2 separate regions of the Homo sapiens genome follow, and region 2 is linked to region 1. The links are chromatin loops, found by intact Hi-C in ENCODE. Cell type or tissue: tibial artery. All regions are shown on one strand. Links, peaks and the distances in the headings refer to the core of each region. The heading gives the core; the rest is flanking DNA. Region 1 overlaps DMP1-AS1 (DMP1 and DSPP antisense RNA 1). Region 2 overlaps DMP1-AS1 (DMP1 and DSPP antisense RNA 1).

Region 1 (16,165 bases), core at 5,112-10,111:
TCTCACATATTTAGGGTATTGGGAAACTATTATATTGGCCACTTGTGTCATGTTCTCAGCCTTTGGAACCTCATTTAGCATTCTGCTTATTTTCTATTTTCACCACTGGACTCTAAACCTCCTTGGAGGTAGTCTAGTCCAACAGGCAATTGTCAAAAGAATACTGTGTTAGGCATTGTGGTGGGGGTCAGGGCATGGAGATATAAGAAGAATGAGTCATAGGCTAGGCTCTGAAGTTGTTGTCATTCTAGAGCAGCTTGTCCAGAAGAGCTTTCTGAGATGACGAGGTGTTCTGTATCTGCATGTTTCAATGTAGTAGCCAGTAGCCATTGGCAAAACTCACACAATAGTATTTCAGAACACATATTTAGGTGCATATTTATATATTAAGTAAAAGATATGCAAGGAAGTGATTGCCACAGTCAGGCTAAGTTGTCTCTGGGGGAGGGTTATGGAGTTGCTTTGGAGAGGCAGCAGTATTATTTTTCATAATGTCCATGGTGGTTACACAAGCATTTGTTTTAAATGTTTGTTAAGGTTGGATTATATTTAATAGTGAAAAGTCTTTAAGACAAATATTGTTTTCAAAAAATTAATACTGAATATGATAGTTAAGATCAGCTCTTCCATAGGCTCATAATGTAATTTCACCATTTTTATGGGCATCACTTTGGTTGGTTTTTCTAATCTTAAGTAAGCAAGTGTTTGTAATGTTTTTATGTCAGAATGCATTTGATTTTTAAAAATGTTTGTCTCTTTTCCATGAAGGTAGTTTAATTAATTCTTTGTCTTAGGATTTGGAAGTGGATAAAACTGGTTTTTTAAAAATGTTTTTATTTGTAAGAACAGTTGAAAGTTGCAGCTATTTGGAGACTATTTTTGAATTTACAACACCACAGCTTGGTTATTTGAAAAAGGTTGATTTCACTCTGCCACAAAAATTGATTCTTTTCCAATCTGGAGACCTCAAGATGTTCTGATTTTGGAGAAAATTGCTAGTAGAATAAAAATGGCTAACACTGAGAACACTATGTCCCACATTTTTCTTTGCCAACTTTAAATAATGCTTAGAATAGATTACACATCAGTTCTCCAACATTTTCTCCTTGAGACTTCCTTCCTACCACCCTTCATGGTCAATAAAAGGATTCCAGAGGAGTCAATTCTTAATTAGCAAAAGGAAAAAGATTGGTCTAGAAAAGAGTAGCTTACTCTGAAGATAAGTCATCTGTCGGTGGCAAACCAGTCCAACCTCGACAAAGATGTGTGAAAACCTTCCATTGACATAATTTAATAAGACAGTAAAGCAATGCCATCAAAGCATCTCAACATGAAATATCAGCCAAATAGTTGTTGGTTCTGGATACAGACAAACTTGGTAGGGCATATTTTCTTCCAAATGCTTCCTTACTTTTACTCATGGCATTTTTTTTTAAGAGACAGCCTCACTCTGTTACCCAGGCTGGAATGCCGTGGCATGATTATAGCTCACTGCAGCCTCCAACTCCTGGGCTCAAGCAACCCTCCAAGCTCAGCCTTTTGAGTAGCTGGGGACTCAACATGTTGCCCAGGCTGGTCTCGAACTCCTGCCCTCAAGCACTCCTCCCCGTTTGGCCTCCCAAAGTGCTGAAATTACAGGCATGAGTCACTGCACCTAGCCCTTATTCATGGCCTTTTTTTTTTTTTTAACCAATTAGGATTTTTCACTTTGCTGTTAAAGTATGTAATTTTGGCAAACCAGATTATACATACATTTCTATAAATTTATATATGTATAAAAATATTCATCTAATGCACCATCATGTCAAAAGATAATAAGAAAGGTGAAGCTGAAATAGATTTGTGACTTCTCCAGTAGTCAATTACATCAATGGTGTTTTGCCACTCTAGGTTAACCAAATTTGATGAGCAGAAGCATAATAATCACTGATACCTTTGACAATGGTAATTATTACTATTATTATTATTATTGCATTTTTAGTAGAGAGGGGGTTTCATCACAGTGGTCAGGCTGGTCTTGAACTCCTGACCTCAGGTGATCCACTTGCCTCGGCCTCCCAAAGTCCTGGAATTGCAGGCGTGAGCCACCATGCCCAGCCCAACGACAGTAATTATTATGAAGACAGGTAAACATTTCACTTAGATATGCATTAAGCTTCATATTGTATTATCACGTTTGCAGTCCTTGGTTTGATTGGTATGTTTAAGAATCCACATGAACCAAGTTAGAGTTGTCCTCTTTAAACACAGGCATGAAAACTGGTAACCTTCTCAAAGCATTCTTACATTCCCATTAATTGTAAGACCAAAAAAAGTTTCTCCTTTCTTAGTAATAGAATATCTACATATCTACTAGGTTACTTTTCTGAGTACATAAAATTACATACATAAATATCAACTGAAATCTATGTGCTCATTTTAGTATATTTTCTAATCTTATTTTCAACAGTCTAATATATTGCTATTTCTTCACTAATGCTTTTTTTGTTTGTTTGTTTGAGACAGGGTCTCACTCTGTCACCCAGGCTGGAGTGCAGTGCCGCAATCTCAGCTCACTGCAACTTCACCTCCTGGGTTCAAGCAATCTTCCCACCTCAGCCTCCTGAGTAGCTGGGACTACAGGTACATGCCACCACGCCTGGCTAATTTTTGTATTTTTTTGTAGAGGGGAGGTTTCACCATGTTGACCAGGCTGGTCTGGAACTCCTGGACTAAGTGATCTGCCTGCCTCGGCCTCCCAAACTGCTGGGATTACAGGCATGAACCACTGCACCTGGCCTGCTAATGCTTTTAACTTTTTTGTTGTTTGTTTGTTTGTTTGTTTGTTTGTTTTTTGAGATGGAGTCTCGCTCTGTCGCCAGGCTGGAGTGCAGTGGCGCAATCTTGGCTCACTGCAACCTCCGCCTCCCAGATTCAAGTGATTCTCCTGCCTAAGCCTCCCAGGTAGCTGGGACTACAGGCACATGCCACCACAACTGGCTAATTTTTGTATTTTTAGTAGAAACAGGGTTTCACCATGATGGCCAGGATGGTCTCGATCTGTTTTAACTTTTTAAAATTTTGCAATTTCTTCTTCCACTCCTTAACCTCTTTGTCTCTTCTTTCTCTAGGTACTTGTTAATTATCATCAGGGTCAGACAGAATCCTTGTAGGCATTTTGAAAAAAGATAACATTTCCTTCCTTGAATAATTTAAAGGAATGAATAGGTTTGTCCAAGACCATGTTTATTATTACTTTAGGTCAAACTATTTGAAATTGCTGGGTTTTTTTAATTAAATTTTTAAAAAACCAAAACCCATTGAAATGTAGCAACGAGCATTGCCCTACATTATTTTTTTCTTAGCTCCGTATCTCATCTTCTTTTTCATAATATCTCTATGAATCTTATGAAACTTATGCTCCAGGCATACTGGTTTAGTCATTGTACCCCCAATACATTCTGCTTTTAATCAATGGTTCACCTCACTCAGAATGCCCTCCTTGCTACCTATCAATAACCTACACATCTTTTATTTATTTATTTTTATTTTATATATATATATATATAATTTTTTTTTTTTTTTTTTTAGACAGAAGTCTTGCTCTTGTTGCCCAAGCTGGAGTGCAATGGTGCGATCTCGGCTCACTGCAACCTCTGCCTCCCAGGTTCAAGCGATTCTCCTGCCTCAGCCTCCCAAGTAGCTGGGATTACAGGCACCTGCCACCACACCCGGCTATTTTTGTATTTTTAGTAGAGATGGGGTTTCACCATGTTGGCCAGGCTGGTCTTGAACTCTTGACCTCAGGTGATCCACCTGCCTCAGCCTCCCAAAGTGCTGGGATTACAGGCGTGAGCCACTGCGCCCGGCCATAACCTACACATCTTTTAAAGCCCCCTTCAAATACAATAGTGAAGATAGTCTTCTTCCTGACAACTCACAAGCACTTCTTCCCGCACTCTTTATGTTATTCAGTATTTAACATGAATTTATTGATCAAATTAGTTTCCAGGCACTGTACTGGGGATCCAAGGAAGAATAAGACAGACACACTGTCTGCTCTTCAGGAATTTAAAATCTGATGAGCGACACAGGCATGTAGATGTCTCTCACATGTCTGAAAGAGAGCAGATTAGCTCTCTGGCATCTTCTTATAAGGGCACTAATCCCATTCATGAGGGCTCCACTCTCATGACCTACTTACCTTCCACAGGCTCCACCTCTTAACACCATCACATTAGGGGTTCAAATTTCAACAAATGAATGGGGGGGAGTGGGACAAATATTCAGCACATGACACTATCCCAAAACCTAGTGACTTGAAACCTCAATTTATTATTATTATTATTATTATTATTATTATCTTTTGAACTTCTATGGGTCAACTACAGATTCAGCTGAGTGGTTTACAACTGAGGTCTCTCATGTGTTTGCTCTCAGATGTTGGCTAGGACAGGAATCATCTGAAACCTTCTTCAGTCACATTTCTGGTGACTACAGAGATAGCTTAGGGCTGGACATCCAAGGTATCTCCCTAACAGGATGGTAGCAGAAAGTTAGCTGGATTTCTTACCTGACATATGAGAACTCTAAGAGACAAATACAGAGGCCTAAGACCCAGATGGCTCAGCCTTAGACAGATGCAGAAACCATCTGCACCTCAGAAAGCGGAAAGAATGGGTACAGATAAATATAACTTCTGGGTAAGGGAGAATGAAATTATTAAAATATCAATCCCAAAATTGTTCTGTAATATAGATTCCCTCGGTGGCCAGTAACTAATGCAGGGCAAAAAAGATTCCATGATCAGATTTATTTGGGAATTTCTTAGTTTAAAAAAGTCAATGAGCTTCTTAACTATGGAGATTTTCAGAGCCTGTTATGAGCTAATAATACTTACTGGTAATCTCCAGAGTCCCCCTTTCTATTGAACATTCTTCAGAACGGGGTTTTATGGATCACATCCTAGGAAATGCTGTACAAATGTTTCTCCCATCAAGTAGCAAGAAGTTTTCTAGAGTTGTCATTACTTCTTTATCAGTCAGTATTTTCCAGAAAAACAGACCCAGTAAGATGCGTATATAGAGAAAGAGGGAGAGAGAAAAAGAGATTTATTTTAAGGAATCAGCCTGCTCAATTGTGCAGACTGGCAAGTCCAAAAACTGCAGGGTGGGCTGGCAGGCTGGAAACCTAGGGAAGACTTGTAGTTCTAAAGAGTCTGAAGGGAATCTGCTCTAATTCCCTCATCTTCCCGGGACCTCGGTTTTTTCTCTATTAAGGCCTTTAACTGATTGGATGAGGCCCATCCACATTATGGAAAGCGATACGGTTTGGCTCTGTGTTTCCACCCAAATCTCATTAGTAGCTCGCATAATTCCCACGTGTTGTGGGAGGGACCTACTGGGAGATGATTGAATCTTAGGGGCGGGTCTTTTCCTGTGCTGTTCTTGTGATAGTGAGTGGGTCTCACAAGATCTGATGGTTTTAAAAACGGGAATTTCGGCTGGGCAAGGTGGCTCACGCCTGTAATCCCAGCACTTTGGGAGGCCAAGGCACGCAGATCACGAGGTCAAAAGATCGAGACCATCCTGGCCAATACAGTGAAACCCCGTCTCTACTAAAAATACAAAAATTAGCTGGGCGTGGTGGCATACGCCTGTAGTCCCGGCTACGCAGGAGGCTGAGGCAAGAGAGCCGATTGAACCCCAGGAGGCGGTTGCAGTGAGCCCAGATCGTGCCACTGCACTCCAGCCTGGTGACAGAGCAAGACTTCAAAAAAAAAAAAAAAAAAAAAAAAAAAAAACCAGGAGTTTCTCTGCACAAGCCTTCTCTTTTTGCCTGCTGCCATCCACATAAGATGTGACTTGCTCCTCCTTGCCTTCTGCCATGATCATGGGGCCTCCCCAGCCACGTGGAACTGTGAGTCCAATTAAACCTTTTTCTTTTATAAATTGCCCAGTCTTGGGTATCTCTTTATCAGCAGCATGAAAACGGACTAATAGAGAGGGTATTCTGATTTACTCAAAGTCTACTGATTTAATTGTTAACTTTAACTTAAAATACCTTAAAAATGCCTTTGAAGAAACGTGCAGAATAATGTTTGACCAAATATCTGGGTATAGTGGCCTAGCTAAGTTGACACATGAAATTAACCATCACAATTTCTAAAATAATTTTTAGGGCAAGGGTTGCTACTTCTACATATGAAAAAGAGAATTCTCATTGGTCATAAAAACTTGCCTTAAATCTTCAATGCCTATAAAATATAGAAAACACCTATTTCATTTACTTAGCAGAAGCTAACTTAGCTTGCAATGAAGGAATCCTCTCAGTCTAGATTGTCTATTGACCGTACACTCCAGAAGGGAAAATAAGATGTCGTTATGGATGAGTTTGTGTCCTAGGTAAGCATATTAATCAATATGCAGCATTCAGATCTTAACTTTGGCTTTCCTGATTTAATTCAAGGTAATTAAACCTAGCCTCCCTTCCAAAAAAACCCACTTCACTGGAGATGCTAATACACACACTTCACCTGGTTGACATTGTTTAGCTCAGGGATTCTCAAGGTGTGATTTTCCAGGCAATAGTATCAGCCTTACCTGGGAATTTGTTAAGAGATGCAAATCTTGGCCTTTACCCTTACCAAATCAGGAACTCAGCAGGGAAAGACAGGAGATGGATCTTTGTTTAAAACAAGGCCTTTGTGGGTTTCTGATACATACTCAAGTTTGAGAACCACTGGACTCTTTCCATCTTTTCCACGTGTGGCTCTTCTCTCAATCACTCTACTGAGTTTCAGAAAACAAAACAGGTGATTACTAATTCAGAAAACAAACCAGGTTATTACTGAGAAGCAGTGAGAGGATGGTAAGGAGTAGAGAGTAGCAACGAAGAACCTCTTACCTGAGATAGCAGCTGACAGAGCCAATCCAATGCTAGTAGTTGTCCCAAAGATTGGCCAAGATAAAAACCAGGGTTGATAGTCCAAAACAGGATCACCTAATACAAAAGATAGGAGAATGTGGGAGCTAAAAAGAGGAGAAATTACAGGAGTTGATGAAGGAGAGGCCTTTAAGAGCACAACATAAACGTATCTAATGGAATTCTTGAGATGAATACAAATACCCACGTCAGCTTTTTAAATTATCATGCTGAATTGCTTTGGCATTTGAGGGGCATTTTTTTAAAGCCTCACTGAGAATCCACAGGATTATCAGTAGAATTTAGTAAGTGCCCTTGGTGGGTAACTCCCCATGGAAGCTTTTCCTTCCACACGGTCAGTAGGTCTAAGAACACAAAAAGTATTTTTTGGCTTTCCTATATTTTCACTGGTGGAAGTCAGCCCATTCACACCTAGTGAATAGAAAAAAAAAAGTAGCTTTAGGTTAATATTACAATAAATCAAAAAGAGGCAGATGGCTGCATCTTCTCAGAGCTACCTCTATTCCTGCCTAAGAATCAACCTCATGAGCTTGGTAGAAGGACATTCTGCTAGTTATTCTTTCTTGAAAGACCAGGAATATCAAGAGATTTGGATTTCAGAAAAACAATCCCCTAATTTTTAAGGTTTTTATTCATCTTGTCTTCCACCCGTAGCCCAATAATCTCATTTTAACGGATGTCAGATAGTCATGTTAGTCTCAAAGGGGAACATCTCTGAGATTTCTGGCACATGAAATATGAATTTCTCTGATAAATGCTTCAGCTCCTCACTCAAGTAGCCCTTTTATGTAGTATATAGTATGTACATCCGCTGATGTATTTCAAGATAATTTAGATGCCTAATTTTCAGTTGTCTTTAAAAAAAAAAAAAAAAAACTTAGACCAATTAAGTTTAACAGAGTTTAACTGGGCAAAGAAGGATTCATGAATCAGATAGTCCCCCAAACCAGAATAGATAGAAAGAGATTCCAGCGCTGCTGCATTGTCAGAAGGATTTATGGACAGAAATAGGAAGGCAGTTTACAGAAAGCAGAAGTGAGGCACAGAGACAGCCAGCTTGGTTACAGCTCAGTGTTTTCCTTGTTTGAACACGGTTTGAACATTTGGCTGTGAGTGGTTGAAGTATGCCTGCTGTGATTGGCTGAGACTCAGCTGCTTGTTACAAGGGTAGGCTATAGTCTGTTTACATATCCAGTTAGGTTACAGTTCACTATGTATGGATAAACCTTTAGGCCAAACTTAAAATATGCAAGGAGGCAGCTTTAGGCTAAATTTAATTCAACCGCAGTCATCTGATAGCTAGATATTTCTCAAACTACCTATGGTTAAAAACCGGTTATATTTTTAAATTTCAAATCCATCATGGATCAATACTTTCATAAAATTCAATGAAAATGAATTACTAGAAAAATGATCACATGGGATTTCATGACAGTGTCAAGTTGCTATAAAAGATAGAAATGCAGGCCGGGCACAGTGGCTCACGCCTATAATCCTAGCACTTTGGGAGGCTGAGGCGAGTGGATTGCCTGAGCTCAGGAGTTCAAGACCAGCCTGGGCAACACGTGAAACTCCGTCTCTACTAAAATACAAAACATTAGCTGGGCATGGTGGTGTGCACCTGTAGTCCCAGCTACTCAGGAGGCTGAGGCAGGAGAATTGATTGAACCCAGGAGGCAGAGGTTACAGTGAGCCAAGATCGCACCACTGCACTCCAGCCCGGGCAACAGAGCGAGACTCCGTCTCCAGAAAAAAAAGAAAAGGAAAGATAGATATACTTGCTCTCCATTTCTGTGCTTTTGAACTTTTGAACTCTATCAGATTACAGGCCAACACTACTTCACTGGTCACGCTGTGATTGGCAGTGATGTAGGTACTGCAAACACCTGCAGGTTGATAAGATTATTTCAAGAATTCTAAAAAGCTAGAACTGGCAATGGTGTTGCCAAAGCTCCACCCAATAGACATCTAGATTTGGACATTTCTCCATCAAACATTCCTCTGAAGATAGTTCTGTGAAGCAAGGAAGACAATAGGTGACAAACTTATCTATACACAAATGCTAGCATTACTGAGCTGGCATTTGCCTCTCTGATAAGTCCAGGTAAGTTTACTTACCTGTCAATTGCCATTTTGTTTCATGGCTTTCTCTTTCTAAGTGGAGAGCCGTGAATAATATTGTGGATGTGCTTTCTGATTATTTGTGTGGATTTTTTGCTTATTTTGTTTGTCCTGGATCTAGTCGGAGTGGAAAAGAGGACTGTGGTGAGAACTTTGGGTTGAACAAAATAGCTGCACTCTTCTTTTACAATCCTGAAATGAAATTCAGTACCATCAACTGGCAGATAATGACAGGTGAAGATTTGAGCTTCACTGAAAGAAAAAACTCAGAACAGGTTTTGAAGATTAGACTCTTCTCACTATTCAAAATAGCAAAGACATGGAGTCAACCTAGGTGCCCATCCATGGCGGACTGGATGAAGAAAATGTGGTACATATACACCATGGAATACTATGCAGCCATAAAAGAATGAAATCGTGTCTTGTGCAGCAACACGGATGCATCTGGAGGCCATTATCCTAAGTGAAGTAACTCGGAAACAGGAAACCAAATACCACATGTTCTCACTTGCAAGTGGGAGCTAAACATTGGGTACTCATGGACATAAAGATGGCAACAATAGAAACTGGAGGGTACTAGAGGTAGGAGAGGGGAGGGGTTGCAAAACTAACTATTGGGTACAATGGTCAGTACCTGGGTGATGGGATCGACTGTACCCCAAACCTCAGCATCACACAGTATACTCAGGTAACAAATCTGTACATGTACCCCGAATCAAAAATAAAAGGTGAAGTTATAAAAAATAAAAACCAAAATAAAATCTCCTGGAAATCTTAAAAACAATAAAATGTGTTATTTTAACTGTCCTTCAGACAAGCCAAAAAGGGTGAGGAGAAGAATGTCAAAATTAGAAATTGAACTTCAGAAACACAGAGCCAAGGAAACCCCTGGGAAAGAAGACATCTACAAAGTTAGTGCACAGCGACCTGGATTCCAGAGAAGACTGTTGAGTTCAGTTTAGAGATGAGAACTGCTAACTACCACAACCTGACAATTTATGGTGGGCTTCTAGTAACAGAATAGGATAGACAGAAAAGAGACAGAACGTGAACCTCCGTTTACGTGGAGTGGGTGAGAAATGAGAGTGAAGAAGTTGTGCCATGCTGCAGGGTTTAAGCAAGGAAAGCTGTATGCAAAACACAAGAATTCACAAAGTGGCAATGTGTTCTCAGGGTACAGATAATAATTAGCAAAAGAGAAACAGAGACGATGGGAGCGATGCAAAGTCCAACAGGTGATATTGGGTGATATTTAAAGAACAGACAGGCATCTGGGAATCCTGCCTGATTCTGAAGAACTAGCACAGGCGATCTCAACCACTGGGCCACAGACCAATACCGGTCTGTGGCTTGTTAGGAACCAGGCCGCACAGCAGGAGGTGAGTGGCAGGCAAGCAAGCATTGCCGGCTGAGCTCTGCCTCCTGTCAGATCAGCCACAGCATTAGATTCTCATAGAGTGCAAACCCTATTGTGCACTGTGCATTCGAGGGATCTAGGGCGCACTCTCCTTGTGAGAATCTAATGATAAATGTAATGGGCTTGAATCATCCTGAAACCGTCCCCTCCCTTCCTCGACCCTGTCTGTGGAAAAATTGTCTTCCAAGAAACTGGTCCCTGGTGCCAAAAAGTTGGGGACCACTGGACTGGCGGGATAGGCAGAGTCTTTGTTTTAACAGAGACATACGTCCTCAGAAAACAAAAATTAGCTCAGAGTGAGAGAGTAAAAAATCTCACCATTTATCAGGCTACATTAATAGACATATATAAAGACAGCAGCAAACTGAACAGGAACTATTTCTCTTAAGGGTGTTGAAGCTATAAAGCGTCATAACAACTCCCTTTGTTGAATGGACTCCTGCCTTATTAATCATTAAGAAACTTTATTTTTTTCAAAATCAAAGATTATCAGAGACTTTGTTGCTGTAGATTATATCGGTAAGAATGAAACACTCCATTCTTGCCTGGAGAGTCTAAGCTCTTTTGACACAGAAGCAGTCTCAATTTACAACCCAGGTGCAGAGAGATTCAGATAAGGGGTTTCTGGATACAACAATCCATCTTCATCCTAACTTTGTACCTTGCAAAGAAACAGGAGCCTGGGTCTATTTCATAATCCAAATCCTTATCCCTGTTTTCTTTGAACCTTTCAAACACTGCTTCATTTAAATACTATCTACATTCCACTCATTCCCAAAATCCTATAATAATTCTATCTTTTCCTTTGCTGAGCCACCTCTGCTGTGGTCCACAGCCACCTTCATTGCATTGCATCCATAAAGTCAACTGTATCAGATAACAGGTTTGCTCCTGGTGTTCTCAGGGTGATTGGGCTGGGGAAATTCTCATCCGTTTACCAGAATAGTATGAAGAACCTAGACAGAAGCCAACTTAGAAGATCAGGTCACTCAAAAGGAATTGTTGCTTTGGGACAAGGTCCGAGTCTACTTGTTGGAATCAAGATATTAGGATAAGACAAGAAGTAAGTGTGCCATCATGCTGTACCTAAGGGTTGGTCTGTTGCAGTCTGAGTATCTCTTGCCTTCAGTTCTGTTTGGTCTCAGAATAAAAAAGATGGAGTTAGAATAGCAAAGAAAGATTCAGTGGTTTCAATTGAGGAAAGTGCCAGGAAGGTAGGAACCAGCTGGTTGAGACTGAAATCCAGGAGTGTACAAAAAGACCAGTGATATAAGCCCAAGCACAGCAGTCCCTGGCCAGGGGGTTTGTCTGGGTTCTCACAAAGGGAGATGCCTGGGAATTAAAATCTGCAAAGGGCGAAGAGTTTCCTCCCCACAGAGCTTTCTTAACCTCTTTGAAGAGAAAAAGACTAGGGAGGAAAATAAGGAAACAGAGTAAAGGAGAGATGGGTAGAGCAGGTTGCGAAGCCCAAAATAATGGGTTTGGGAATAAGGGAAGTATCTTATGATCAAGCTCTATAAAATCAGTGCTTCATGCTAGAGTGGGAACTGGGCAAACTCATGGAAGACAGATTGAGTCTCATGTATCTTTAGATTTTGCACAATTTTTCTGAGCTGCAAGACTTCCCCATAGGAATTGAGTTTTTTCTTTTTTTTCTTTTTCAGCATCTGAACCCAAGATCCCTGTTCAGAGGGTAGAGGATGGGAACATTGTGTTGTTGGTTTGTTTCATTCTCTAGAGGATTTGCTTCCAAGCAGCAGTGAATGGATCACTGTGAGAACACAATGATATTTTCATCTATGACTAAACTATTCTATTCTGTTCCTGCTCCTTTTAGGGAGAGGAAAATTGTTCCTGGTTATTTTGGTCTAAAGTTTTTCAAAACTTCCATTACAAATCATAAAGCAAGTTTGACTTCTGGGAAATTACACTTCAGTTAATAATTTTAAATGTATTTGTATGGTGAAGTATAACTTTATAAATGTTATCTTTTTATGTAAAAAATATATTTTTTAAACAACAACAACAAAACCTGTTACCACATTTCCTGATTTGTGGTATGACCGACACAGAGAGAATTCTCCGGTCGATGGGGAGGACAAGACCACCTCTGAGAGTAAGTTTTCAGATCTTGTCTTCAGTCATCTGTGGAGTAATCCATGCAGCCAGAAAGAAATCTTGAATTTCTAACAAGTCCACCAGCACCATCCTGATAGCCTCTTGTTCAAGAGTGACAATGTTTCCTTGGCTCTTTTTACCGTGGTACAGATAAATCTAGAAACGCATTCCACTGCCACTCTTCCCTGTCCGTCTACACATACATCCTTCTTTCTTTCTTTCTTTTTTCTTTAAAATCTCTGCTTCAAAGTGGGAAAGAAACTTAGAGGTTTCTAGGGAAAAAGTGAATGTGAAAAAGTGAATATAAAATGATTACTAGCAGTAATTATTTTCTAAACCAATGGCTTTCAAACTTTTTAAAACTACAATCAACAATAAGAAAGGCATTTTCCATCAGGTCCTACTACATGTACACTTGGACATATTTGTGTGTGTACATATATAGATAGATATGATCCAGGTTCACAAAACAGTACAGATGGTACATTATGATTTTTCTTTTTTATTCTTTTGTTTTATAAAATATTTATCATTAGTCACTAAATTGATATGATCTACTAAATGAGTGGCAACCTGCAGTTTAAAAAATACTGTTTTTGTGGGCAATATTAGCAGACAGCCTATTAATCTTTATTCCAGAAAATAACTCAAAATAAGCTTTGTTTCCTAATACCAGACTTCTTGTGTTCAAAGGATCTACTTTTGCGATGTTCTTTTGTAGTGTGTCTGCTCCATTCTTTCCCTGAAAGTCCAGAAGTCAATGCAGATGTGATTATATAAGAAAATCAAGATCATATCTTTGTTACTTCTGGTATCAACCCTAGATTCTGAACATTCCCTGCCTCTAAATATTTCTTAAAGTAAATTCTTTATAAGAACTGGCTAGAAATTGATCCAGCTTAGGCTGTTACTGCAGGCAATATCTGCAGAGACTTTTATCAGACTGGAAATGGCTTAGAAAGTGATGGAACAATAAAGGCAGATCAAATACCTTATGGCACTTCATAAAACGAAATACAGCACACCCGTGAAGAAAAATGAAGTTGATCTGTGTGCTATGAACCAATATTTAAGGTATTTATTAAATTGAAAAAAATAAGATGAACGCATTGTGTATAGTAAACTTCCACATGTTTTTAAAAGGGGAATGTATGTACATAGAATATTTCTGAAACGCTCCACAAGATATTAGTAATGGGAATTGCTTATAGGCAATAGGAAAGAGATATAGAGGGCTGGGAGTGTAGAAGGGTCAAGATTTAAGATAATACTTCTGTATACCTCTTTATGGTGTTTGTTTTTTTTATTTTGTGCATATACATATATTACTTTTTTAATTAAAAATAGCTAATTTTTAAAAGAAATATTATACATCAGATTTTGTGATAGAGGGGGTATTTGCAAACTCTTTAGGATGAAGGGAATTTTCTTTGTGAGCAATTGTATAAAAGGATATTTACTTTAATAAATGGATATTTATTATAACACCGAGATTTATCTCCTTCATTTATGTATCTTGTGTAGTTTACAGAGTTCCATGTCCATTGCCTGACTTAGTGTTCATAGCAACCTTTTGAAATAGTTGTGACACATACTAGAAGCAATGCTTTACAAATTAAAACAAAACAAAACGAAAGAAAAAACCCTAAAATCTAAAGAAATTAAAAACCTAGAACATATTATATGGAAAGAAGTTTAGAGTCATGACATGACTGTGATGTAGTACAAACCTGGACATTTTGCACTCTTAAGAGTTACCAAGAAGTTTATGAATAGTATTTTTAAAGTCTTCAACAATACTCCTCACAATGTTGATCTCTTACCTAAGGACACTTGCATAGAGGAGGAAGAAGGCAGAAAAATAAACCTCCTGAAACTCTTCATAAAATATGCCTAATATTAGAAGGTAAATGGTCAACTAACAACTGGTTGAAAATTAACATTAAAGAAGTTGCATTCATAATCTCACTCTATAGATTTTCAGCTTTGCTTTAGAACAAAGCTAAAATAATTACCTCAATGGAAAAAGATGGAGATTTCAAAGCGTCACTACTAAATCTTGAAAAATACCCTTAAGGTTTATGGGTTAGGGTTATAGTATCTCCCAGTTTCCCTGGGACAACCCCAATTTATATCTCCTGTCTCCGTATAATTACTCATAACACCCCTTTCATTCTCCAAAGTGCCCTAATTTAGATGATAAACTATATCTCCACACTATTAAATATCAATCTCTATTCTCTATACACCTTTAAGATTGTCATTTTCTAGAAATTGGGCTTCATCTTGGGGCTAAGAATTACCTTCATTCATGCCAAAGCTGAGTGATATATACTCAGATCGTAACTGCATATATGACTCTCAAATAAGAAAGAGAAGTTTTCCAAACCATTACCCACCAGCAGCTTTAGCTTTATTAAAGAGATTAATAGTGGGAAGGGAGACTCAGGGTCTGGTTTAGAAGTTTTGGCGTGTTGAGGTTTTCAAGGGAAATGTGAACTAAGAATGACTTGGTGAGACTGATGTAAAGATAAATAATTGATACCACATAACACAGTTTTTTTGTTTGTTTGTTTTTTTGAGACGGACTCTCGTTCTGTCGCTAGGCTAGAGTGCAGTGGCACGATCTCAGCTTACTGCAACTTCCGCTCCTGGGTTCAAGCGATTCTCCTGCCTCAGCCTCCCAAGTAGCTGGGACTAGAGACGCGCGCCACCACTCCCAGCTGATATTTGTATTTTTAGTAGAGACGGGGTTTCACCATGTTGGCCAAGATGGTCTCGATCTCTTGACCTCGTGATCCGCCCACCTCGACCTGCCAAAGTGTTGGGATACAGGCGTGAGCCACCGCGCTTCTAAGTGATGCTCCTCCAGAGTCATTCATGTGTCATTTACTGGTTAACATTTGGAGAGTGGCTCCTGGGAGTAAGACACTGTTCTAAGCACTGCATCAGCTTTGTCAATAGTTTTAGGGACTTTGTACTAAATTTCCAGTGGTTTGTTGAGATGTATTTTTTTACATCAGATTTTAACATCAGATGCTATACATCAGATTACAGATCAGATTTTATACATCAACCTGTCTCTGAGCTCTTTCTGACTAGCACTCTTTAGAATTTCTGTGACTTATAACTACTCTATTTGATCATTAGAAAGATTATTCCCATAGCCCAGGTAGGTTGAATAGTAGCTGCAATTTTTTTTCATGTAACAAATAAATGTATTTCTTCCATAGAACAAGCAACTGAATCCAAAGCCAAGTTGGCTATCACAGTACAGCATCTTTTACTCAGCGGTAAGCAGACCACCTCTCCAGAATATATAACTATGGAGACTTAAGGCAATGCCACAGGTTGCTTTTAAGATGTGTCTGCCTGCTACATTCTCTGCAGCACATGGCACTTAAATTGAAGTTATCATGTAGTGATTACTTGAGGTTTCTGTGTGAAGTATTAAAGAATATTTTAATTGTTCTTTTATGTTTAGATTTACACTTTTAACAAAATATTTTCAGAACATGAATATTAACAGGCATGTACCAAAGGTCATGCATTCAGAGTCTGTCTCTGCAGGAGTTAGGTCTTGGT
Region 2 (16,165 bases), core at 4,899-9,898, 51 kb after region 1:
TGATGCTGCTTTGAGTCCTGCTTTAGAAGGAACAAATGTTTTCAGCAACTAGCAATGTCTGCCACTGGCTCATGATTGGGAGCAGGGAGCATGTTTGCTACGAATGTGTTTACTCTGAAAGCAAAATGCTCTCAGATTTAAATTACTCACTTAGAGCTCATGCTTAGTGAAGTGTAGTTTTTTCTCTTTTTATATAATATATTATAAACGTTTGAACACACTAAAATCCAAAGAAAATGTGCCAAGTTATCTATCAGAAAACTATATGAGCAGTTCCAATATGTATTTAGGTAGATAACCCAGTCTCAGCAGAGAGAATATGCCTTCATATAATCAACTATAAAATTATTTTAGGCACCTTTGAATAATTGAACTTTTTCATGTTGAATGCCTGAATTGTTTTATGCTAAAGGATGGGGGCAACCTTATAGGAGGGCAGCTGTTTGCTACACTTTTCTACCCACTTTTTGTGAAATCATAAGATGTGTCAATGTAATAGAAAACTGAATGAAAAAATTTGGAAAGGATAGTCAATTTAAATAAATCATTTTCTCAAAAATCTTCTTAAAGTAGGCCTAACTATAAGATATTAGTTATAGGATCTGTTGCTTTCTGGGAATTTAAATTTTGTATTGGACTTCCTAATACTTACTTTTGGGTGTCTGAGAATTACTGTTGAAGAAGGCTGTTTGGTATAGTAGAAATGATACAGAGCTTTGCCTATTTTTGGGTTTTGGTTTTGCAGTTTGCTATCTTAAATTTAAAAAACTATCCATATAGGCCGGGCGCAGTGGCTCACGCCTGTAATCCCAGCACTTTGGAAGGCTGAGGCGGGCAGATCACAAGGTCAGGAGATTGAGACCATGCTGGCTAACGCGGTGAAACCCCATAGCTACTAAAAAATACAAAAAATTAGCCGGGCGTGGTGGCGGGCGCCTGTAGTCCCAGCTACTCGGGAGGCTGAGGCAGAAGAATGGCGGGAACCCGGAAGGGGGAGCTTGCAGTGAGCCGAGATCGCGCCACTGCACTCCAGCCTGGGCGACAGAGCGAGACTCCGTCTCAAAAAATAAAAATAAAAATAAAAAAACTATCCATATAAAGCACATAATACAGTGCCTGGCATATAATAAGGATTAGATCAATGTTAGCTGCTATGGTGATGATGATTCTTAGCTTTGTGTATTTTAGTAAGCCATTTAAACTTTCTGAACCTCGCTTGTCTCATTTGCAAAGGGGCATGACTAATAAGAATGCCTTTTATGCCTACTTCACAAAGTTATTATGAGAATCAAATATTATATGTGTAAAAATATTTTGTAACCAGAAAAGAACAATAGGCATGTTTGTTATTACTGATACTGAGTCTTTCCTTTTCCCTACAGAATAGGTAATTACATATCAGTGTCCTGGAGTCCAGCTCTGATATGGTTCACAAGGTAGACACTGCTGAATGCAAGCCCACGGTAGTATTTTTCAGTCTGCTGGCTCCATGCCCCTTCCTTCGACCCCCATCTCCTGCCACTACTGCTTCTGTTACCTCCTCCAAAGGATCAGTGAATTGAGCACCTCTATTGGGACCACAGCCCTCCTCTGATCTGGTGGTGGGGTGGGAGGGTGAGAGCAGCAGGCTGGCAGAGAGAGAGGAAATGCATGCCGGCACCTGATCCAGGGACAGGGGAACTTCAGGCAAATTGACATGCTTACATGGAGAATGTTTAAAAGACACTGTACTATACCCAAAAAGATATCCTGGAAAGTAAATTATTTCTATCTAAAATTTAAACTGTCAAAGTAAAAAACATAAATCAATATCTCAGTGATGCATGCAGTCGAGGAAGGCATTATTTCACACAAAGTAAGCTAATTCTTGGATCTCTTTTTTTTTCCCACAAAACACTCTCTCACTTTTGTCAAAGGATGTGTTTTCTGTGGGAGAAACAGATGAGGCAAGAATCAGTCCCTGCAAGAGAAAGCTGGCTAAATTTGGGAGGCCTGGGTCTTCACTCACTTGTAAGAGAAATTTACCATCCTTTCTGTTTTTTCAGGGACATAATTATGTCTGTATTTTGTCTAAATTGATGGCTGCTGTATTGGAGGAGGCAGGAAGCTATACCACAGTCATCTTCCAAGTTTGAAGATATGTGATAATGTCACCAACGATACCCAAATTGCAAACAGGAAGGGATTAATTCACTCTTCAGAAATGTTGGTGTTGTTTTCGGCAGGTCTATTTTTCATCATTATCTAAAATCATGTCAGAGGATAAAAACAGTAAAAGGATACAGATGACTGTACAAACTTTGGCTTAGTCAGCACAATATAAAATTGCATGTCTAAAAGGATTCTGATTTGCACTATAAAATCTATATAGGAGAGTTTTAAACAGGCACACACAAAAATAGCAGAAAAGAACATTCTTTTAAATAATTTAAAAACCTTAAATGTGAATTACAGATTTTATTTAAAAAAATACCTCATGAAACATAAGAAAACAAACTTCTCTGTCCTGTAATGAAATAAGAACAGTTTTAAGGTATGACCAGGTCTCTTGATTAGTCACTGTCAAGGAAAGATTAAAACAGAATTTTGATAGACATTAATCAGTGTAAAAGTGAATGACCCTAAAGGACCCTACTCAGTAGATCACTCAACTACTTGAGATACATTGTACAGAAAATTCAAGGTGGCCTTCATTCAGGCACTCTTCTTCTTTGAGCCATTCTTCCTTTCATGCACTAGGCACACTATTGATGCCATTATCATTCAGATCCTCTCTTGTGGGTTTGTCACATTAGGAAGTGGAACTCTGGAGTCTCCATCAAGTTCCCGTGCAGACATCTGTCCAAATCCATAGGCTCTCTTCTGAGGACAGAGGCTTTCTGCTATGTCTGCTGATATGAACAAGAAAACTGTCTGGATCTCTAATTTTCTTAAGAATTTTTAAAAATCTTTGCCCCCTGCCAGGTGTGGTGGCTCAAGCCTGTAATCCCAGCACTTTGGGAGGCCGAGGCGGGCAGATCACTTGAGGTCAGGAGTTTGAGACCAGCCTGGCTAACAGAGAAACCCCACCTCTACTTTAAAAAAATTTAAAAAAGTTAGCTGGGCATGGTGGCGTGTGCCTGTAATCCCCACTACTCGGGAGGCTGAGGCACGAGCATCACTTGAACCCAGGAGGTGGAGGTTGCAGTGAGCAGTGATCGTGCCACTGCACTCCAGCCTGGGCAACAGAGCAAGGCTCCATCTCAAAAAAAAAAAAAAATCTTTGCCCCTTTTTATTTGGTAACTAAACAATATATCATCAATCAATTACACACAATAGCTGTACTTCTAACCCTGGACAGAAGCCTCAATTTAGAAATGACTATGACCTACTAAATGTCTGGTTGAGGAAATGAGACTGAGAAAGTCCAAGGAGCATGTTACATTTCCGGGGCTCTGGGTTGTTTTATCCTTGAATAAACTGAGGAAAGTAACCCTACCTCAACTGAAAATAATAGTTAGAATTTACTGAGAATTTAGTATGTGCTAAGCACTAAGAGCTTTACATGGATGAACTTACTTGGGTCTCACAACAATAACATAAGGTGATAACTATTTTTATCCCTGTTTCACAAACGAGGAAACTGAGGCACAGGAAGGTTAAATGCCTTGCCTAGGGCCTGATTTGTAGGTACTAAAGTCAAGATCCCAGGCAAATGGATTTGAGTACACCAAATCACACATGTCTTGCTAAATACCACTCTCCTCTGAAAGAAATTAGAGCTCCTTGGAGAACACCTCTTTCCTCAGGAAAGGCATTGATTGGCTAATTCTAGGACTGAAGGCAAAAATAAAAAACACAAGATGAGTCTAGAATATCTTTTTATATCAGAAAGAACATAAATACTAAAGAATGACGGGTGGCCAGGCGCGGTGGCTCACGCCTGTAATCCCAGCACTTTGGAAGGCCGAGGCGGGCGGATCACGAAGTCAGGAGATCGAGACCATCCTGGCTAACAAGGTGAAACCCCGTCTCTACTAAAAATACAAAAAAATTAGCTGGGCGTGGTGGCGGGTGCCTGTAGTCCCAGCTATTCGGGAGGCTGAGGCAGGAGAAAGGCATGAACCCGGGAGGCGGAGCTTGCCGTGGGCCGAGATCGCGCAACTGCACTCCAGCCTGGGCAACAGAGCAAGACTCTGTCTGGAAAAAAAAAAAAAAAGGCAGTTTCTTGAGGCTGGGCACGGTGGCTCACGCCTGTAATCCCAGCACTGTGGGAGGCCAAGTGGATCACAAGCGGATCAAGAGATCAAGACCATCCTGGCCAACATGGTGAAACCCTGTCTCTACTAAAAATAAAAAAATTAGCCAGGAGTGGGAGGCGGAGCTTGCAGTGAGCCCAGATCGTGCCACTGCACTCCAGCCTGGGCGACAGAGTGAGACTCCGTCTCAAAAAAAAAAAAAAAAAAAAATTAGCCGGGCGTGGTGGCGGGCGCCTGCAGTCCCAGCTACTTGGGAGGCTGAGGCAGGAAAATGGCGTGAACCTGGGAGGCGGAGCTTGCAGTGAGCCGAGATTGCACCACAGCACTTCAGCCTGGGCGACAGAGCGAGACTCCATCTCAAAAAAAAAAAAAAAGAATGATGGGCATGATGGGCACACATCCAGAAGGTACAAAAGCCAACTTGAAAGGGCTCTCACTGACCAAGATGGGAACAATTTTTAAGTCAAAATAAATAATGGTATTAATGAAGTATGACCCATGATGAAACAGAAATCCATGAGTCTATACTGATATAAATAAATTAAGGAATAAGTAAATAAATGGAGGAGAAGACAAAGTTTTTTCTTACAGAATGTCAGCTATTAAATGTGAAAAATAGAGAACAACCATTATGCAACCACTATAGAGGGGGCTGATCAAGACAGAAACTGTTAATGGATGCCATAGCTGGTGAGTGGCGATTAGATGAGGTACAGTATCAGAATAACTACCCCCATACATCTCCCAAATACTGATCAATTATAAAGGGAAAAATGGTGACTTTAAGATGGAGAATTCTGGCAGAGAGCAACGTGAGCAAGTGATCCAGGTTACCAGCACTAGCAATAGGATAGGTTAGCATCACCGGCCTCCTGACATGATGCACTGAGAACGGTTCAGCATCATTTCCATGGTATCCCTGCCAACAATGCGTGTCTTGAGGCTGATCATGAGAACACATCAGATGGACCAAAGCTGAGGATCATCCTACAGAATCTAAGGCTTCTATTTTTTAAAACTGTCAGGCATATGAAAGGCAAATAAAGAGTGGGAACTATTCCAACTTGGTGTCTTAACAGAGAAGACAACTAAATGCAACACTTTTTCCTGAATAGAATCCTGAATCAAAAAGGAAAAAGAGACATTGTAGGGCTATTTAGTGAGATTTGAACAGGATCTTCGGATTAGATAGTTATGTTGTATCAATGCTGACATGTTTATTTGACAAGTTATAGGCTCTATTATGTGACAGTGTCATTACCTTTGTGATACACTGGAATTTGCAGGGGTCATGGAATGTCATTTCTGCAACTTACTCTGCAAAGGTTCAGAAAGAGACTGATGATTAATGGAGTGTAGATGATGAAGCAAATGCAATAAAATGTTAACATGTGAGGAATCTGGGTGAAAGAGATATAGCAGTTTTCTATTTATTTATTTTTATTATTATTTATTTATTATTTTAATATTCATTTGTTTTTATTATTTATTTGTATAGCATTCTTTTACCTGTTCTGGCAACTGTTATGTAAATTCAAATTGTTTCAAAATACCTGTGTACAATTTAAAAATAGAAACATCTTCATTGTATTGTTAGAATCTTAAAACCATTTGGTGGAAAACAAAAAACTCAGGTAGTTAGTTACATTGCCACTCAACACTATGTTAGCAAACGTTTTTCTACTGAATTGATCAGTAGGGCATAGAAGCAGACTCCCTGCTACATAAAGTAACAGAAGGTTAGATTTAGTTTTCCGTATTTACCTCTTAACATAAATTTCTAACTTTGAGTCAAATGGTGTGTCTAGTTTTGAAAGACAATTCAAACAACTATAATTATCTATCTATGAAAACACTGTTTTTCTATGAGAATACTCTTTTTATGGGAAGCAGTTAGTGTGATGCCATCTTAAAACATAAACTAGAGGCATAGAACACAAAAAGCAGAATTTTATAACAAGTCATTCTGGAGTTTAGACATAACAATTGAAACCACAGTCGCAATATGTGATGTGAACCTGCTCTTTCTTCTGACATGAATAGCTTTCCTTACACACATTGACCTCATTACATGGTCTGTCTTTTTCAATTTCATTTGCTTATAATGTTGCAACAGTTGAACTACACTTCAGGTTTTATTCATTCATTCATCCTTTCATTCAGCAAGAATTTAGCAAATTGCTAATATGTTCTGAAGGTGTTAAAAATATGCCACCCCAAAATATGCTGCTCTGACATATTGAAGTTAAAGGCACTTAAAAAAAGAACAGCAGATGCGAGATCACTCTAACCTTCATGCTATTTCTTAAAAACAGGAGACAAAATTCTCATGTAAAAAAGTCCTCCCTGTACTAGAAAAGAAAGCAACATTCTTATGGTCAAGGATGGGAAGTTGAAGCCAAGGAACTCGGCACAAAACAAACCCTGTTACGCAAATCCTTATTTTCCCAGCCACTTCTCTACCCAACTGACTAACCTAGCCCAAGGCCCTTTACCTTACCACTTTGTTGCAATTTACTACTCTTTGTCCAATTCAGTATGTAAGTGTTTGGCTCTGCTTCTTCAAGTTTTAATTTACTTATGAGGGCTCAAATGCCACAAAAAGTTTGTACTAAATACATTTGTATGTTTTTCTCCTGTTAATCTCTCTTATGTCAATTTAATTCTCAAGCCCAGTTGAGACCCTAAGAAAATAGTAGAGTTTTGTCACCCCTATAGTTTATAGCAACTTGGAAAGGTCTTTTATTATTATTATTACTATACTTTAAGTTCTGGGGTACATGTGCAGAATGTGCAGGTTTGTTACATAGCTATACACATGCCATGGTGGTTTGCTGCACCCAACAACCCGTCACCTACATTAGGTATTTCTCCTAATGCTATCCCTCCCCTAGCCCCCCATCCCCTGACAAGCCCTGGTATGTGATGTTCCCCTCCCTGTGTCCATGTGTTCTCCTTGTTCAACTCCCACTTATGAGTGAGAGCATACAGTGTTTGGTTTTCTGTTCTTGTGATAGTTTGCTGAGAATGATGGTTTCCAGCTTCATCCCTGTCCTTGCAAGGAACATGAACTCATCCTTTTTGATGGCTGCATAGTATTCCATGTTGTATATGTGCCACATTTTCCTTATCCAGTCTAATTTGGGTTGGTTCCAAGTCTTTTTTATTGTGAATAATGCCACAATAAATATATGTGTGCATGTGTCTGTATAGTAGAATGATTTATAATCCTTTGGGTATATACCCAGTAATGGGATTGCTGGGTCAAATGGTAATTCTAGTTCTAGATCCTTGAGGAATCGCCACACTGTCTTCCACAATAGTTGAACTAATTTACACTCCCACCAACAGTGTAAAAGCATTCCTATTTCTCCACGTTCTCTCTAGAATCTGTTGTTTCCTGACTTTTTAATGATCACCATTATAACTGGTGTGAGATGGTATCTCATTGTGGTTTTGATTTGCATTTCTCTGATGACCAGTGATGATGAGCATTTTTTCAGGTTTGTTGGCTGCATAAATGTCTTCTTTTGAGAAGTGTCTATTCATATCCTTTGCCCACTTTTTGATGGTTTTTTTTCTTGTAAATTTGTTTAAGTTCTTGTAGATTCTGGATATTAGCCCTTTGTCAGATGGATAGATTGCAAAAATTTTCTCCCATTCTGTAGGTTGCCTGCTCACTCTGATGATAAGTTTCTTTTTAGAGTTACAAAGAAGCATGTAACACATTACTCTTGCCTATGAGCACTGTAATTTTGTTAATAAGCTCTCCTCAAAATATGTCAGATACGTGTCCCCAGCGCACCCTCTCAGATATCTGCATTTGGGTAGAGGAGAAAAACCAATGATATCCAATACTTTGGACTGTGAGGTTTGCAAGTTGCTAGAGACTTCTTGGGATCTGAATGTATGTAGAAAGTGAGTTTTAAAGAGAGAGAATTCCTGAAACAGTTTTTATCTAGTGTTAACAAAAGAGTGCTTTTCTTTTTAGATCTTTTTTATTTAATTTATTGGTCCAATGGGTTAGAATATGAGCGAGAGTGGCATTAAAGAACGTGTGTCAGCCCCATAGTATAATACATTTGATTTTTAAAAGAAGGAAGACTCAACCACAGTAGTGTCACTCACCACCACAACCTACAGTGCCAGACCCCTCCCCAGTGCTCCCATCCCCTCTTCACCCACCCAGCCAGTGGTGAGACAGAGCAGCCCACTCTTCCACACACACCTGTAATCAAACAGAGGAGCAAAACTGGTAACATGTGGTACTTCCGGCTGCATTTGGGAGAGGCTAGAGTTCTCTTGGGTCTTTGACAGAGTTGGAAAATGAGTGAAAATAGAAGGAAGGCTGTCTCTGTGAGATACTCCTGGTGTAGTAGGCAGAATTTTGGTCCCAGTGACATTTGACCCCTGGCATTACAAGCCATGAATATGTAACTTTACATAGTGAAAGAGACGTTTCAGATGTAATTAAGGTTATGACTCAGTTAAACCTTAAAACAGGAAGATTATCCTGGAGTACTTGGGTGGGCCCAAGGTAACCACCTGAGCCCTTAAAAGCAGAAGACAAAGTCAGAGAAATTCAAAGGTGAGAAGGGTTTGATACACCATTGCTGGCTTGAAGATGGAAAGAGCCACAGCCAAATAATTCAGAACCTCAGTCCCAGGTTCACAGCAAGGAACAGAATCCTGCAATAAGCTGAATGAGCTTGGATGTGAATTCCTCCTCAGATCCTCCAGAAAAGCATGCCTTGATTCTGACTTGTAAGACTCTAAGCAGAGAATACAGCCATGCCATGCCAGTCTTCTGATGTACAGAACTATGAGATAATAATTGGGTGATGGTGTACATCTGTGATAATTTGTTACACAACAATACAAAGCAATACTAAATTTAGGTATTGAGGTTGTCACTTTATGTGGTAAAAAGTAATGAAATAGACTAGAGGCCTAAAATAATAATCATATTCTACTCCTACTGCTTAAAACATTATCAGGATCCAGAAAAAGTCCACATGGTAGAGGTAATGCTGTGGTTTGCCAATGCATTCTCCTGCTGGGAACACATGTCTCAGCTATTCACATAACTAGGGTGGAACAATGGGGCTGAGTTCTGGTCAAAGAAATGTAGGCAAAAGAGATGAATGCACAGGCCGGGCGCAGTGGCTCACACCTGTAATCCCAACAATTTGGGAGGCCGAGGTAGGTGGATCGTGAGGTCAGGAGTTCAAGACCAGCCTGGCCAACATGGTGAAACCCTGTCTCTACTAAAAAGACAAAAAATTAGCCAGGTGTGGTGGCAGGCACCTGTAATCCCAGCTACTCTGGAGGCTGAGGCAGAGAATTGCTTTAACCCGGGAGGCGGTGGTTGCAGTGAGCCGAGATTGTGCCACTGCACTCCAGCCTGGGCAACAGAGCAAGACTCCATCTCAAAAAAAAAAAAAAAAAAAAAAAAAAGAGAGATGAATGCACTTCTAGATAGATCTGGCCAGAAATTGTCCCACGCAATCTTCCATTTTCTCTCTCTTCCTTGTTAGGGGCTGAATGTTTGTTCCCCCAAAATTCCTATGTTGAAATCCTAACCACCAATGTGATGGTATTTGGAGGTGGGACCTTTAGGAAGTGATTAGGTCATGGGAGTGGAGGCTTCGTGAATGAGATTACAAAAGGGACCCTGGAGATCTCTCTTATCCTCTCCTTCCACCACGTTAGAATACAGCTAGAAGTCCACAACATGAGAAAACGGCCCTTGCCAGAACCCAGGAAAAGGGCCCTCGCCAGAACCCGACAGTGCTGACACCCTGATTTTGGACTTCTAGCCACCAGAACTGTGAGAAATAAATGTCTGTAATTGAAATAATGGCATTCGCGGTGACCTGGATGAAATTGGTGACTATTATTCTAAGTGAAGTAACTCAGGAATAGAAAAACAAACATTGTATGTTCTCACTCATAAGTGGGAGCTAAGCTATGAGGATGCAAAGGCATAAGAATGATACAATGGACTTCAGGGACTCTGAGGAAAGGGTGAGAGGGGGGTGAGGGATACAAGACTACACATTGGGTACAATGTACAACTGCTTGGGTGATCAGTGTACCAAAATCTCAGAAATCACCACTAAAGAACTTATTCATGTAACCAAACACCACCTGTTCCCCCAAAACCTATGGAAATAGAAAATAAAAATAAAATAAATTAAAAATATTTAAAAAGAAGAAAGAAATATCTGTTCTTAGAAGCCACCTAGTCTATGTACTTTGCTATAGCAGCCCAAAGGGACTAACAGGCTGAATGGAATCTATGATAGTAAAAGCAGAAGGGGGAGAGACCAGCATAAGGTTGCCAGCTTGACACTTTACTCTCCATTGGTGTCACTATTTCAAATAAGGAAGGATATGTTGACACCAAATTAATAGGAAAGGTATTCTCTCCTTCAGAAATGACAGTCCCTCTCAAGGAGAACAGTTGACAACCCCATGTGATACATACATATCACACTGTCCTTATCTTTTTCATTTTGTTTTTTCTTCCATTATTGAAATCATCATGGACTAATTTGGAGACACACTTTGGGAAACCACTGTACTAGGGAGAAACCTCAAATAACCACTTATGGTATGGGGGGCAACAGAGCTTCCTGACACTTCGCCAGAGTCAGATTTTCATAAAGATAATGAACCATAACCCATCTATGCCAGAGGTTGCAATTTTGTGTGTGTGAAAAATCAGACCTGGCGATGATCTTGAGCAGTAGGATGTAAATAACTCCCACATGCTTAGCGTTCCAAAAATGGAACACTAGGCATAAATGGCTAAGATGCAGAGCACCCCCTGCCCTAACTTGTACGGCCCCTTCCAGAACTCTGGGAGGGCCCTAGCAATATATTCAGATAGTCATGTTTTTATGAGATCTTCAAAAGCAGGCTATTTTAGCCACAATTTATTCAGTCCTCTGTCCCTTTCCACTCTGACTTCCCCTATGTCCGCTGATGCTGGAGTAACCACAGGCACTTTTGGAAAATAGCAAAAGTGAAAGGTGACATGGGGACATTTTCAGTTTGAGTTGAGTGGGCTATACTTCTGTGGTTCACAGTCGTTTCCGTGTATAGTAAAGTCATTGCTAACTGTTCCAGTGTAGAAACGGCTTCCAGGAATACTTCTACCCCCCACTGTGTCAACTCACCTGGCATCCTGAAGTTGTAAGGACAGAGCCAGTTCAAGAAATGAACATCTCTTATGGCAATTGGTACTGGAAGCATGTGGATAGTCAATGAGAAACAAAGTTTGAAATGTATGGAAACAGAAGTTAGTCTGTACAAATGCTTCCCACATCAGCCATGTGAAATGTAGTGGAGGATTCAGTTCTCATCTCTACCTTGTCCAAACTGAAGTTCTGTCCTGTCAGGATTATATACCCAATAAGTTAGGATATACAGTTATTAAAAAAATACAGTTAAAAAAGTTTTTTTCTCTTTTCATAAAAAATGGCATACTTATTATAATAAAGCTCAACTGCAATTTGGCAAGAAGTTTAGGAATGTTTTCTTTAAAAAACAGGGACAAGTTACAAACTTCTGATTTGGTCTCATATAAATCATAGGTTCTTTTATAATTTAAATATTTATTAAGTAGCAGAAAATTTTTAAATAAAAATTAATTGCATATAAAACAAAACCAATACAGATTAAAAATGAAATAAATTGAAATTAATGTTGAGGAAACAAACTGTAAATTTTTTTTTAGATTATACCAACAGCAGTAATTCATTAAAATAATGTGACAAATTTCAAATAGAAGTAACAAGTAAATGCTTGGATTGTTTGAAAATTTAAATAATGGGCCAGGCACAGTGGCTCATGCCTGTAATCCCAAGAATTTGGGATGCTGAGACAGGCAGATCACTTGAGTCCAGGAGTTCAAGACCAGCCTGAGCAACGTGGCTAAACTCCCTCTCTACGAAACATACTAAAAATTAGCCCGGCTTGATGGTGCACACCTATAGTTCCAGCTATTCAGGAGGCTGAGGTGGGAGGATCACTGGAGCCCAGGAGGTCAAGACTGCAGTGAGGCATGATCACACCACTGCACTTCAGCCTCGTCAACAGAGTGAGACCTTATCTCAAAAGAAAGGAAAAAAAAGAAAATCTAAATAATAACGGAAAATAAATTATTGGAAAATGTGTTCCTTTTTTGCTGCTTTGATGTCTACAAAGAGATGGCAATAAACTAATATAATGAGGACCTAGCCATCAAATTAGTTAAAATGTCAATAGTTCAGAGTACTTAGGATCAATCACTGCACAAGGAAAATTTTAATATGAAAGTATCTGAAAGATGTTTTTGCAAGTTTAACAATGTTATAAGCTGATTTGTGTCCCCCCTAAAATTCATAAAGTTAAAACGCCTCCTCAGTACTTTAAAATGTGTCTGTATTTGGAGAAAATATCTTTAAAGAGCTAATTAAGTTAAAATGGAGTCATTAAGATGGGCCCTGATGGAGCATAACAGGTGTCCTTATAAGAAGAGGAGATTAGGACACAAACACACACAGAGGGACAGCCATGTGAAGACACAGCAAGAAGACGTCCTTCTGTGAGCCAAGGAGAGAGGCCTCAGAAGAAACCAAACCTGCCGACACCTTGATCATGAACATCCAGACTCCAGAATTTGTGAAAATAAATTCATGTTGTATAAGTCACCCAGTCTGTGGTATTTTGTAATGGGAGCCCTAACAAACGAATTCAGACAACAGTGCAGAAATTCACTTGACATTTCCAATAACAAGTTGTGAAGCTGGAAGAAATTTCTCAACTATCATCAATAAAAAATAAGCTTCCATCAACCATACTAAATGAAAGACCAGATAGTTATTCTGTTATTTCTATTATTTCCAAATATAAATCAAATGAGCATGAATCTAATAAATGTAAAGTAGAAAGTATTAACGAGCTGTGTAGGTAACCAATTAATAAAAATGTTATTTTTGTGAATTTTTTGTATTTGTTGGATTTGTCCGCTTTTTAAAATTTGTAATTTGTAGTGGTTTGTTTTCTCATTCACCAAAAAATATTTCTCTTCTTGCCTAATTTTGTATCATTTTTCTTACAGAGAATTCCAAAATTGTACGAGCTTCAGGCCCCACAAAACCTGGATCCACCCTCAGATTTCATTTATCTCGCTTCGTGGTGACAAATGAACCTGCTGTTCTTGTCACTCCCCGGGTCCGACTGTACTCCCAAATCTGTCAAGCGAAAAGTTTCAGAAATGTTCGTTATGACTCCTTGGATATTCTTAACTAATAGGGCCTCTGTGAGATCTGTACTACTAAGAAGTTTCACAAGTAATTCTAATATTCAGCCTGGGTTGAAAACCGCCATCCACCATCCACGGATGCTGTGCTTAGGGCCCGTGCTTCTCAGATGGTGGGCCATCACTCATTCTGAGTTGTGAAATCATCTTAACAGGTCCCAATTAGCATTGTTTTAATAGAATGGAATATGTTACCTTGCATCATAAGGTTGGTGTGTTCGTCCCACTTTTGTTTCAATATCTACAATATATATAACTTATACATTGCCTTGGGTAGCGCAATTCTGAATCCTGTGGTCATTAGAAGTTTCACAGCATCAATGTTAAGAATACCTGATGCCCCAAAACTGGTTTAAGTCAAAAAAAGGATGACCTGGTGTTAACTAATTGTAAACAGCCTACTTCCTTATGCCCTAAGGATAACTTTGTTATCGGAGCTGAGGAAAACAACTTCAAAATAGAGAAATTAAGAGCTCACAAACTTTCTTTTTTTGAAGAGATGCTGATTGGGGTGTGTGTGTGGGGGTGTGTGTGTGTGGTTTTTTAAATCCTGGAAATACTAAAATAGTTATAGAAGGAGAAAAGTAACTTGAGATGTAAAAAAATATATTATTTTACTATGGAATGTGGTGGGGAAAGAAAATAGGAGTGTGGAAAAGTTTTCTTCATGCAAGCAAATGTTTCTATCTGTGTACTTTAGAAGGAAATAATAACCGCAGACGAAGGAACACAGTATGAAAGTAAACTGCGTGACCGTTTGTAGGGCACAAAGTGAGTTCTTTCTACTCAAAATAAAATGCTTAAGTTATGCTGTCTGGCAAAGCCCACTGAGTTTGTAATGTGCTTGTACCTGGATATCTTTGTTTCCTGGAGCTCCTAAAAATAAAATAGGATATTCTATGTGACATTTAGATTTAGTCATCAGCTAACCCTGGACTGTTTTCAGCTAGAACCTGCTGCATTTTAATTTGGACAGCAGTGAATCATCTTTTCTTCTAGCATTCATGAGCTGATAATCATGAACTTGGAAGACTTTGAAAATTCAAGGTAGCAAATTTTTCAAAGCATTTTAACAAGTGAGATAAGTGAAATGCATGGGGTGGATAATATTGAGACATTGTTCTATTAGTTGCATTGGTATTTACTGGAGATAGTATTGCAAATGAGTTAAAGCCATGAGCTCAGGAAACAGCCTGCCTGGATAACAGTCTAGCACTGTACTCACCAGCTTCAGGAAGCTGTACCTTAGTTTCCCTGTTTGTATGTGGGGATATTAATGAATACAATTCATGGAGATATTGTGAACATTAAATAATACACACAAAATGCTTAAAATATTTCCTGGCAAGTACTAAGCATTCAACACATTAACTTTAAACACACAGATGAAATCAAAAAAGAGACCTTTATGCTAATTCAGCATTCATCTAACTGTTTTGTCCAGTTTCATTTCCAACATACTGGAAACAAATATTGTCATAAAAAATGAAGCCATTGTTAAAGAGGATCAAGAAAATGATTTTAAAACAATCTCTAACATGATGATTCTTAAGGTGGGGCATTGAGGAACCTGGCATTTCATTTAACAATTCTACTGTTTTCTAATAAATGTTCTGCTAGGTTGCTTTTAATTTAAACATGTTATCAACCTTTTGAAATGTTTAAATTTAAATTAAAAATCTAAATATTTAATTAAATATGTTGTCAATGATTTTATTTATTACTTTGTTAAGGAAAAATTATAGCCTGAGATTATTTGAGCTACCCTAGGATAATTAAGCCAGGAATGACTATTGTAAATAAGCAATGTTTACCGATGGAGGCATGAGTTATGTGGGGCAGGGAGGAAGCAGGAAGAGGAGGTATATCAGAATTACTGGGAAAGCTCTTCCAAAGCACAAATGCCCATGCTCCTCTCTACTGCTCCTTCAGATTAAGAACCACTGATACAAAAGAAAGTAGAAAAACAGAAGTATAATGGCAGACGCCCCAAGTTCTCTAATTTTTAGAATTAACTTTGCCTTTAACTTACAAACTAAGTAATACAAGCCAAATTCTGTGTATGGTGGGAAATCCAGAGCCTTCTCCAATGTTCCCACAGTTTGCTGTAAAGAGGACTTACGTTCTCCTAGATGCCAAATCCCTGCTCCTGCAGAATTCCAAATCCCCACTCACTATCTATCCCCCTTCCTCTGTCCCCACTCCACTATGCGGGTAGCCATCCCTGCACTTGCTTTCTCTTCATTCTGGCCAAGCACCACTGATATAAATCACCTCCACTCCCGGCTCTCCCTAAATCTGTTACACAGCTTCATTGTTTGCCATTGCATTTAGTATCATCTGGAAAATGATGTATTAACTCCACGAGAACAAAGACTTGGTCTGTTTTGTTTGCTGCTAAATGCTGTGCCCCATGCCATAGGAACCCAATAAATAAGCATATAATGAACGAGTGATTGAATGAAGAGAGTTTGTTATTTGTTATGTATTTTAACTATGTAGTAGAGTTTTACTGTGGGCTTTGGATACTGGAGATTACTTATACCAAGGATCAGAACAGGAAACAACTTCAAATAGACCCCTAGACAGCTCTCTTTTCCAAGCTCCTGGACCAGC

The links. Peaks named below come from ENCODE experiments on the same cell type or tissue, not always from the same donor. Only the 100,000 strongest peaks of a DNase experiment are listed, where the experiment ranks them.
Region 2: it touches region 1 in a loop (1.8-fold over the local background); 2 of 110 quality-filtered maps call a loop at or near these places.

What each region holds. Positions count from the first base shown.
Region 1 is chr4:87,616,725-87,632,889 of GRCh38, reverse strand. All of the region lies in intron 3 of DMP1-AS1 (DMP1 and DSPP antisense RNA 1), which reads left to right. It overlaps DSPP (dentin sialophosphoprotein), which reads right to left. Exons shown (of 5, transcript NM_014208.3): 5 at 16,017-16,165. Among named protein-coding and RNA genes, the nearest start is that of DSPP, 16 kb to the right of the region's middle. In tibial artery, for the core only: no CTCF peak of the experiment used is centred there; no DNase peak of the experiment used is centred there; H3K27ac peaks cover 950 bases.
Region 2 is chr4:87,565,717-87,581,881 of GRCh38, reverse strand. DMP1-AS1 (DMP1 and DSPP antisense RNA 1) reads left to right here. Exons shown (of 4, transcript NR_198971.1): 4 at 13,349-13,823. Among named protein-coding and RNA genes, the nearest start is that of DSPP, 35 kb to the left of the region's middle. In tibial artery, for the core only: no CTCF peak of the experiment used is centred there; no DNase peak of the experiment used is centred there; H3K27ac peaks cover 1,045 bases.